Regions from separate parts of the Homo sapiens genome. Here regions 1 and 3 are each linked to region 2. The links are chromatin contacts, found by Hi-C in ENCODE. All regions are on one chromosome and are shown on one strand. The core of a region is the stretch at or near the end of the contact, and the rest is flanking DNA. Distances in the headings are between cores, read along the strand shown. Region 1 holds the start of ZNF26 (zinc finger protein 26). Region 2 holds the start of RAN (RAN, member RAS oncogene family). Region 3 overlaps SLC15A4 (solute carrier family 15 member 4).

Region 1 (3,096 bases), core at 111-2,610, 2.1 Mb before region 2:
CCACGAATACAATAAGGTGTCTTTATGTATTTCCAGTTTAGACCTCCCATGTGAGTTACAGGCTGAAATACAGGCATTGGATATTCAACACCTGCGAAAGTCATTCCCAGGGTCCCTCTTCCAATAGCATTCCTAGTCTCCGGCTGTATAGCTCAATGGTAGAGCACCACATCCGGCAACGTCGTCAACACCACTCACCGAGGGCAAAGGATTTGGCAATCAAATCACTTGTAAAGACTCCCCTCTGGTTCACTCCATCAATAATTCATAAAGTCCCGATGATCCACTGGCCCGCCCCTTACCTTTCGGACTCTCGAGCTCCGCTCCTAGCCTTTTCTCCCTATTCATTCACCTGTAATTGCGTCCATAGTTCACTAGACTACCCTCTCCACCAAACCAAAGCTCCTCTAAAATTAGGAACATACATAATTTATCTCTGCATTGCCAGCACCAGCCTTAGAGTCCAGCAGACAAAAGGACACTCCATAAACAAGCATTTGGCCAAACGAAAAAGGAGGAACTGATCATTTCTCCAGCTAAGTTCTAAGGGTCTCCATAAGACAACTTTGTGTAGAAAACATGAAATGATGGAGGATCCTCAGACTTCAGGGCCCGCAGCTGGCCATGAAGTGCAGTATAACTGCCCGTCACAGAATACCACAGGCACGTTTCTGCAGGGCCAGAGCTTGGGCGAGCTTCAGAGGCGCTTTGGTTTGGTGGGGAGGGTAGTCTAGTAAACTACGCACACAATTACAGCTGAATGTGAGTTCAGTTCCCGGAGTAACCCTGAAGAGATTAACGTGGCCACCCTCAGTATCCAGTCGAATTTTAAACACGGAAAGTCTCTACTTACCCAGCACGAAGCTGTCCGGAAACTGGTGGCCATCCCCACGCCCACGTTCGCGCGCTGCCTGCGGGGGCAGGACCCGCGGGCTGCGGAGAGACCGTGAGGGATGCGTCCGCCCGAAGACAGGTGCGGGACCAGGGCCCCAGGCTCCTGACCGTCCCGGGGCCGAGTCGTTGGCAGGGACGCCGGCTCCTCAGCTCTCGCCCAACACAGACCGCGCGTGACTAGACAACCTCCCGGTCTGGGTACCAGGAGTCGCACGGATGGATTTGTGCCTTTCCGTGGCCCTGACTCGGGAGAGCAGGAGGCTGATCTGGCCCCGTCCACGCCCCGGACCGACGGAAGTGTTTAGCTGGTCAAGTCTCTGGTCTGCCCAGGATAATCCGAGCCGCTTAGCTCCGCGCCTCCGCGGCCACAGAGACTCAGCCAGGTACACCCGCTGGCCAGATTCCGGTCCACTGAGTCTAAGCCGGAAACAGCCCTGCACGCGCGCACCCGACTAAGGCCGGGAGTGCGGCGCATGCGGAAGTGCGTCCTGCGTCGATGCGCCAGGACGCGAAGGCGCCGGAAAAACTACATCTCCCACAATCCTCGGAGAAGGCTCCCTCGTTACAGGCCTGGCTTCCAGCTGCCGCGGATCTAGAGAGGGGCACAGCCTGACGGGAAAGGAAGGCTGGGAGGGGGCTCCGCCAGCGGCACCTGGTTCACCCTCCCACGGCTGCGCCAGGTTCAGTACCATCCTCGGAGCCTGGACGCCCAGTTTCCCAGGGCCTGTAGAACTGACTCAGAGTCCGACCCCAGCAGAGACGCAGGCGTGCTGAGGTTTTGATATCAAACAAGATAGGGTTCAGACCAGAAGGCACAGCAAAAAAGGACGCTTTGTAAAGCTAAAAGCTGCAGTTCATAGGGTTAAATAACAGTTTTGAATATCAGTGCACCAAATAATACAGTAACCAACTTCATAAAGGAGAAACTATAGTAGATGTGAAAAACAAATAAATAGAACCACACCAGTAATGAAACTGCCTTTGCAAAAATTATATCAGTGAGAAAATTATAGCAGTGGGGGAGGTCTAATCTAACCAAACCCCCAACTCTGCGCGCCTTTGGCTGTCAAGATGCCTTCATTATTCCTGGGCTTAGGCCAAGCTAACTTTGGAAGACATTTAGGTTATAGTTCAAATGATAGCCCTTTTCCAAAACCCAACTGCCTTTGTAAAACCTATGAGAGACCACCAAGCTAGCGGGAGGAGAGGAGCCTGAATTCTGCTAAGATGTGGATTGGTCACAAGACACGCAACTTCCCCAGTTACTCCTACAGATAACACCACTATTGTAGATTGGCCTTTTGAGATTTAAAAATGTGCAAAATGGCCAGGCACGATGGCTCACGTCTGTAATCCCAGCATTTTGGAGGGCTGAGGTGGGTGGATCGCATGAGCCCAGGAGTTGGAGACTAGCCTGGGCAACATGGTGAAACCTCGTCTCTACAAAACATATCAAAAGTAAGCCGGATGTGGTGGCATGCATCTGTAGTCTCAGCTACTTGGGGGGCTAAGGCAGCAGAATTGCTTGAGCCCGTGAGGTGGAGGTTGCAGTGAGCCGAGATTGCACCATTGCACTCCAGCCTCGATGACAGGAGTGAAACCCTGTCTCAAAAAAAAAAAAAAAAAAAAAGTGCCAAACATCTGAATAGACATTTCTCAAAAGAAGACATACAAATGGCAAACAGGTATATGAAAAGGTACACAATATAATTGATCATCAGAGAAATGCAAATCAAAACTACAACGAGATATTATCTCACCCCAGTTAAAATGGCTTTTATCCAAAAGACAAGCAATAATAAATGCTGGTGAGGATATGGGGAAAAGGGAACCCTGGTACATTCTTGGTGGGAATGTAAATTAGTACAACCACTATGGAGAACAGTTTGGAGGTTCCTCAAAAAAATAAAAATAGAGCTACCATACAATGCAGCTATCCCACTCCTAGGTATATACCCGAAAGAAAGAAAATCAGTATATCCAAGAGCTGTCTGCACTCCCTTGTTGACTGCAGCACTATTCACAATAGCCAAGATTTGGAAGTAACCGAAGTGTCAATCAACAGGTTAATGAATAAAGAAAATGTGGTACATATACACAATGGAGTACTAGGAAGCCATAAAAAAGAATGAGATCCTGTCATTTGCAACAACATGGATGGAACTGGAGATCATTATATTAAGTGAAATAAGCGAGGCAGAG
Region 2 (2,918 bases), core at 222-2,721:
ACTTGTTAAGATCTCCTATCTCCTCTGGTCTAGTATCTGGTGTTTATTGTTTTCTAATACAGTAAAAACATTCATTGATCACCACACCAAAATACATACATGAACCTAAGTTTCCAAATACTGAAACTGCTGTTAACAGCCTATTATTGTTTTAAATATGACTTATAAGTCCCAGTGTAAGTCATAGTTTTTTCTAAAGCATGCCTAGCATGACACAGCATGCAAATGACACAACTTTAATAAAATTTTCTCTGCCACCAAAATGGTGGTCAACTCCCCGAAGTCCACTTGTCTTTTTTTAACCCAAAAATGACACTATTTGTTGGAACAGACCTGATTTTCTATAACCTTGAAGACTGAAGTACACAAAACCTCTCAAAAACCGTTCAGCAAGTTACAAATGCCTACCTTGGATATAATAGCCATCTCTCAGTCCACCGAATTTCTCCTGGCCGGCTGTGTCCCATACATTGAACTTAATAGGTCCTCTGTTGGTGTGGAACACTAGGGGATGAACCTCAACACCCAAGGTGGCTGAAACGGAAACGATGCGATTGAGTGGATGAACTTACCCATTTCTCACATATTTCCACAAGCAAGGTTTTCCAGCACATACCTACATACTTCTTCTCAAATTCACCAGTCAAATGACGTTTCACGAAGGTCGTTTTTCCAGTACCACCATCACCAACCAATACAAGCTGTTGAAAAACACATTTTGGAAGTAAACCCTAAACACTTCACCTCTCAAGATCCCAGAGTCACGGAACTTTAACCACCACAGGCTCACTTAAAACAAAGAATGTGGATGCGGGGCCCCATTACAGCCATCGTGGCCCCAGGAGGAGGGACCCGCGAGTCGCACGCGGTCGGGCTCGGCCGCCTCCCGCCCCGCAGGGTTACCTACTTTGAACTGGACCTGGGGCTCTCCCTGCGCAGCCATCGCGGCGTTCCTGCGGAGGCAGAGGACGGAGGCGAGCGCTCGCGCGGCCCCGCAGCCCATGGCGGCCCCGCTCCCGCGCCCCCAGCGCCCCACGTGCCCGCCCCACAAAGGCCTCCCGCCCGCGGCGCCATGGCGGCCAGGCCTGGGAGCGGGAAGGCGGCGGGCGGGGCCGGCATCCGGGGCGGCGGGGCCCGGGGAACGGCGGCCGGAGGTGTAGGGATGGGAACGGGACTGGGACCGGGACGGGGATGAGAGCGGAGGATGAAACGGGGGTTCGCGGGGGCTAGCGCCGACCCCACGCCCGTCTCCTGCCCCGGCCCGGCCGGGCCCGCACCACCCACCTACTCAGCCGCCCGCTGCCCCTGGGTCCGCCACCCGCCCCGGCCCTGGCCCCGGCTCCGACCCCTATCCCGCCGCCGCCACCCCTGTCCCCGCCCGGCCGTGCCGGGCCCGCCGGGTCGCGATACCTTCCAGAAGCGTCTCCGCGCCCGTCCGACTGAGGCTGGAAAGATGGCGGAAGCGCAATTCAAACGCCGGAGACGCAGCCGACGCCGGCGCGAGAGCAGGGGCGGGGCCGGCGCGGGGCGGGGTTGCAAGGGGCGGGGCAACGGCGCGGCGCCCGCCCACGTGGCCCGCGCGTGCGCGCACGCACGCAACGCGGTTCGGTCGGCCGCTCGGGCGGTCGCTGCGCTTAGGGTGGGGCGGGAGGCGCGGTGGACCGCGTGGGAGGGCGAGCCGGGAGCGCGTACGCAAGCCGGCCGGTGGGGACCGCGTGCGCCGACGCCCCGGGCGGGCTCCCGGGCGCGCATGCGCTGAAAGCGAGGCGGCGCGCCCCTGAGCGGGAGACGTTGGGCGCGGCCCGACGGTCGCGGCTCTCCTGCCTCCCGGGTGGGAGGCGGTACTCGCTCGGGCAGACGTGGTCAGGCACGCGGCTTCCAGGCGCTGGCCAGCCTGTCCTTGTCTGTGCCCCGTGGGGTGGGGGTTCTTGAGGTCCTGGGGCTTAGGGTGGCTCGCGTGCGCGCAGGACGGGTGGGTGACAGAACGAATGAATGAATGAATGGGGTCTAGGCCCGTCCTCCAGAGGCAGCCCGCTGTTCTGTCTCTCCAGATCGTAGCCTTCACGCCCCCAGGACCAGGGCCAGTTGGAGAGCGAGGAACCAGAGAGGGATGCACCCACCCAGAAAAACGGCTACTTATTTTTTTTAAGAGACGGAGTCTCGCTACGTTGCCCAGGCTGGTCTCGAACTCTCAGGCTCGGGCGATCCTCCCGCCTCAGCCTCCCGAGTAGCTGGGACTACAGGCGCGCACCACATCAGGGGTAATTTTTTAAAAATTTTTTTGAGAGACAGAATCTAACTATGTCTCCCAGGCTGGCCTCAGGGGATCCACCCGCCTCGGCCTCCCAAAGCGTCCGGCTTCTCAAAGCGTTTCATAGGTTGGCAGCTTTGGCCGCTGCATGCTACAGACAAAATGATGAAATACTGTTTGCAGTCTGGACGCGTCTACCAGCCCTAGTTACCAACGGGGACGGAATGAGTAAGTGCTCAGCTTCCCAGCCCCCTGTTGGCCTGAAGCTGTAAGAGCCCAAACAAGCTTGAGCTAGAGGGACCCGACTTCCTGGGCGCCCCTGCCGACATGCAGACAGATAAAGGCCCAAATCAGCGCAGTCAAGCGCCTCAGAAGAGTCCACCATGGGGAGAGAGCCGCAGTGACCGAAGAGTCCTCCCTGCAGTCCTGAGCACACTTGCAGGCGAGTCCGCTAGGAACCCCAGTGACGCAAATTAGGCACAAAGCAGGCGACAACCGGCCTGCTGGGAACGCAAGTCCGAGCTCCCCCAGAACCCTCAGGGGAACCCCAAGCACCTCTCAGACGCTGCTGGCGGGAGAGCAGAATCTAACAGTAAAACGGGAATGCCCATTGCTTGTGACCCCGGATTTCCATTTCTAGGGAGAGGCCCCAGAGTTAAACTCATGC
Region 3 (3,120 bases), core at 22-2,521, 2.1 Mb after region 2:
AGCACCTTTTCTGATACGAAAAAGACAAGATAGATAGTAAGTTACTTTTAAAAATAAACATATTACTTGTGATCAATCATAATGGGTTTTTACAATTAATACCAGTAGGTGGCATCTTGAGTGTTGAACAGAACCACTCATAAAAGCTGAGTTTTGCTTTCTCCAGGTTTACGATGCCTTTAAATGGACCCAGCAAGCGAAGGTTTCTTCTTTCTTTTCCTTTGTAAAAATATTTTATCTACAGAAACAACCTTGTTACTTTTTCTTGTATAATCATGTGGCATTTGCTCTGGTCCGGTAGTACTTAGCCACTTTTAGGTTACAAATCCCCTTGAGAATCTGGTGAACGTTTAGGGACTTTTCTGCAGAAATTGCAGAATTCCCAGAGCCCTTCCATGAGTATAGGCCTGTGGAGTCCTAATGTAAAGCCCAGAACTCCAAGCCACCAATGTCCCATGGACACTTGTCACTGATGTTTTCTGGCTGTGGGTGCCACCTCCATGGCCAGCTCAGGGCTGCTTGCTCTGAGGAGGACATGTGGATTTGGGGCTGGTGTTTCATTCCCACCTTCTCCTGAAGATGAACAGCCCGAGGAATAAGATCCTCTTGTGGTACATGGGACAGACTTCCTTCAAAGAAAGACCAAAGTCCATAGTTCTGAAGACGAAGATTCTGGTTCTTGGTTTTTGTTTTATCTTTAAATGTGTCATAAAGGATTGGCTGGTCATTCTCGTTGCTTTCTAGTCATTTAATCCTCATTCTTAATTTAATTTCACATCTCAGAGTTGACCTTTCATTCATCATTTCTGTCTGACAGGTTGTTTGTGGACTTCCCCTGCATTGGTGCTCTCAGGGCGTGTGTGCTGGGGATGGGCCAGGATCTGTCTGTTGTTTTCAAGAATGGGAAATGTTTCATGAAGGAGGCGTGTTTGCCAGCAGCCCCCAGGCTGTGCCCCCTGGCTGCATGGCAGCCTCCTTGGTTCACACCAGTAAGGAGAGTTGGAGCTCATCTGTCGAGCAGCCCTTGGCGTCCTGGGTAGAGAAATAAAGGCTGTGACATGGGAAATCCACAGGAAGCCCGCTCCTCAGAGAGAGTTCTCCCTGAATTTGTGTGGCCTTGGAAGGAGCAGCAGCTCTCAGGCCAGGTTCCGGGGGTGTCTGTGCCACCCTTATCCCTGGCCCTACCTCACCATCTCGTGACCGACACAGGAAATAGCTTTCTGTAAAGTCACAGCACTGTGAAGGGAGAGTCCCCAGAGTTTTGTTACATTGTGTTTTTCTTACCGACCTCCCAGCAGGCTCCTTTTATTAGTGTTATTTAAGCTGGGGAGAACGTGCATACCATAGTAAAGGTCTCTAATCTTAAGCACAGCTTGCTGTGTTTGCAGTCTGGATCTCAGTGGAGGAACTTTTGGAAGCCCTCCTTGCCTCTCTCCTTAGTTTACTGCCCCCCTCAGAAGGTAAACCTGTTCTATTCCAGCGTTGGTCCCCACAGGTTACCCTCGCCTGTCCTGTGCTGGGCTGTGGCTGTCTCCTTTCACTTAGCACTTCTGTCTGTGAGCATCTCCCCTGTACTTCTGAGTACTGCTCCTTCGTACGAGCCGTCACGAGGCATTTATCCATGCTGTTGTCGGTGGGTGCCCAGATGTTGGCAGTGTGGGGCTGTTGTGAATACCTGCCCTGCCTGTGAGCCTGGGGGGCGGGTGCGCTCATTCCTTGGGGACCCAAGAGTCTGTCTTGTCAAATGTCAAAACCCTAGTGTTTGCCATCTTCCTGTGTAATTATCCTTCTGTCTGTGAAGAGGCCCAGGAATGCACGGCAGGTTTTCTCCCAGGCGACTTAGGCGTTTCCGAATACCCTGTGTAATGCCACCCTGAGACAGACCCTGACGAGGCGTGGTGTGTCTGCCTGCGGGCTTGGACCGCACCTCCACTCCCGCAGGGCCGCGCAGCCTTCAGTTCATGTGGCCTCAGCCTTCAGTTCACGTGGCCTGCCAGCTTTAGCTCGGGAAGTTTTCAGTGACTGGTACATTTGGGGAGACTCGTATTTCAAAATAGGCACATAAAATGATGTCGTTTATATTTTGATGACAACCTCGTCTCAGTAGCGTCAAATGCCAGTGTTGGGACAGCAGTGACAGCTAGTGCCAGGCTCCAGGAAGCTGGGGTTTGCATTTCCACTGAGTGCCCAGGACAGAGCCTGGTAGGTCGTAAGGGTTGAACGAATAGTGTAAAACATCTGTTGAAAAAATAAAGCTTTAGTCTGGTAGAATTCAGGGTATTAGCAGCTGTCTTTCTAAATCAGTAGACACAGGAAATGATCTTCTTTAATTGGTGTGAATGAGCACTCTTTAAAAATGTGTGAGATCTCACCATACAGATGTGTGGGTTTTTTTTTTTTTTTTTTTTTTTTTTTTTGAGATGGAGTTTCACGTTTGTTGCCCGGGCTGGAGTGCAGTGGTACCATCTTGGCTCACTGCAGCCTTTCACCTCCCGGGTTCAAGTGACAATTCTCTGGCCTCAGCCTCCCAAGCAGCTGAGATTACAGGCGCCAGCCACCACGCCTGGCTAATTATTTGTATTTTTAGTAGAGACGGGGTTTCATCGTGTTGGCCAGGCTGATTCTGAATTCCTGACCTCAGTTGATCACCCACCTTGGCCTCCCAAAGTGCTGGGATTACAGTCATAAGCCACTGCGCCTGGCCCAGACGTGTATTATATTGTGTTTATTTGATAAATGCACTGTTGAACATGCAGTATATGTTCAGATAGAAAAAGGAAGTGCCAGAATAACCCAGCTTTAAAAAGGTCTTCAGAAGAAAGGAAGTCTCACTTTTTAAAATAAACAAATGAGAAAGTGTTTTTGAAGAGGAGCAGAAAATGGAGCAACTTGATTCCAGAGCACTCGCTCCCCTCGTGATGTTGCCGGCCACACGCACCTGCGACCTCGTGCAGAAACGTGCAGCAGTGCTTTCCAGCTGGTGGCAGGTGATGTACATGGTACGGAGACAGAGGGACGCCATGGTGGCAGGAGCAGCCGTGGTGGAGAGCACAGGGCGACACTCGGCTTGGCCTGGATGACCAGTCATGACGAGCTAAAAGTCCTGCCGTTTTCTGCTCA

The links. Hi-C counts contacts between places; a loop is a spot of excess contacts on that map. Pooled maps may share reads with other maps.
Region 1: a loop to region 2 is called in a map of B cell, with 14 times the contacts of the local background. The contact joins the promoter of ZNF26 here to the promoter of RAN in region 2. A Hi-C loop is called at or near these places in 1 of 168 maps with a recorded cell type or tissue (B cell) and 9 of 50 pooled maps.
Region 3: a loop to region 2 is called in a pooled map, with 5 times the contacts of the local background. The contact joins the enhancer-like site here to the promoter of RAN in region 2. A Hi-C loop is called at or near these places in 2 of 37 single-sample maps with no recorded cell type and 3 of 50 pooled maps.

Annotation. Positions count from the first base shown.
Region 1 is chr12:132,984,631-132,987,726 of GRCh38, reverse strand. ZNF26 (zinc finger protein 26) reads right to left here and starts at 1,360. Exons shown (of 4, transcript NM_019591.4): 1 at 854-1,360. The coding sequence starts at 886. RefSeq lists enhancers at 740-789, 515-1,014, 1,270-1,739.
Region 2 is chr12:130,870,619-130,873,536 of GRCh38, reverse strand. It overlaps RAN (RAN, member RAS oncogene family), which reads right to left and starts at 1,471. Exons shown (of 7, transcript NM_006325.5): 1 at 1,411-1,471; 2 at 908-953; 3 at 617-701; 4 at 409-534. The coding sequence starts at 943. RefSeq lists silencers at 957-1,166, 1,217-1,356, 1,427-1,886 and enhancers at 908-1,669, 2,167-2,246, 1,670-2,431.
Region 3 is chr12:128,795,727-128,798,846 of GRCh38, reverse strand. All of the region lies in intron 7 of SLC15A4 (solute carrier family 15 member 4), which reads left to right. Among named protein-coding and RNA genes, the nearest start is that of SLC15A4, 27 kb to the left of the region's middle. RefSeq lists enhancers at 1,049-1,343, 1,337-1,566, 484-1,683. Within about 2 kb of position 1,271, at least 13 of the 41 ENCODE cell types and tissues checked have a DNase peak (open chromatin) inside an H3K27ac peak, as active enhancers do.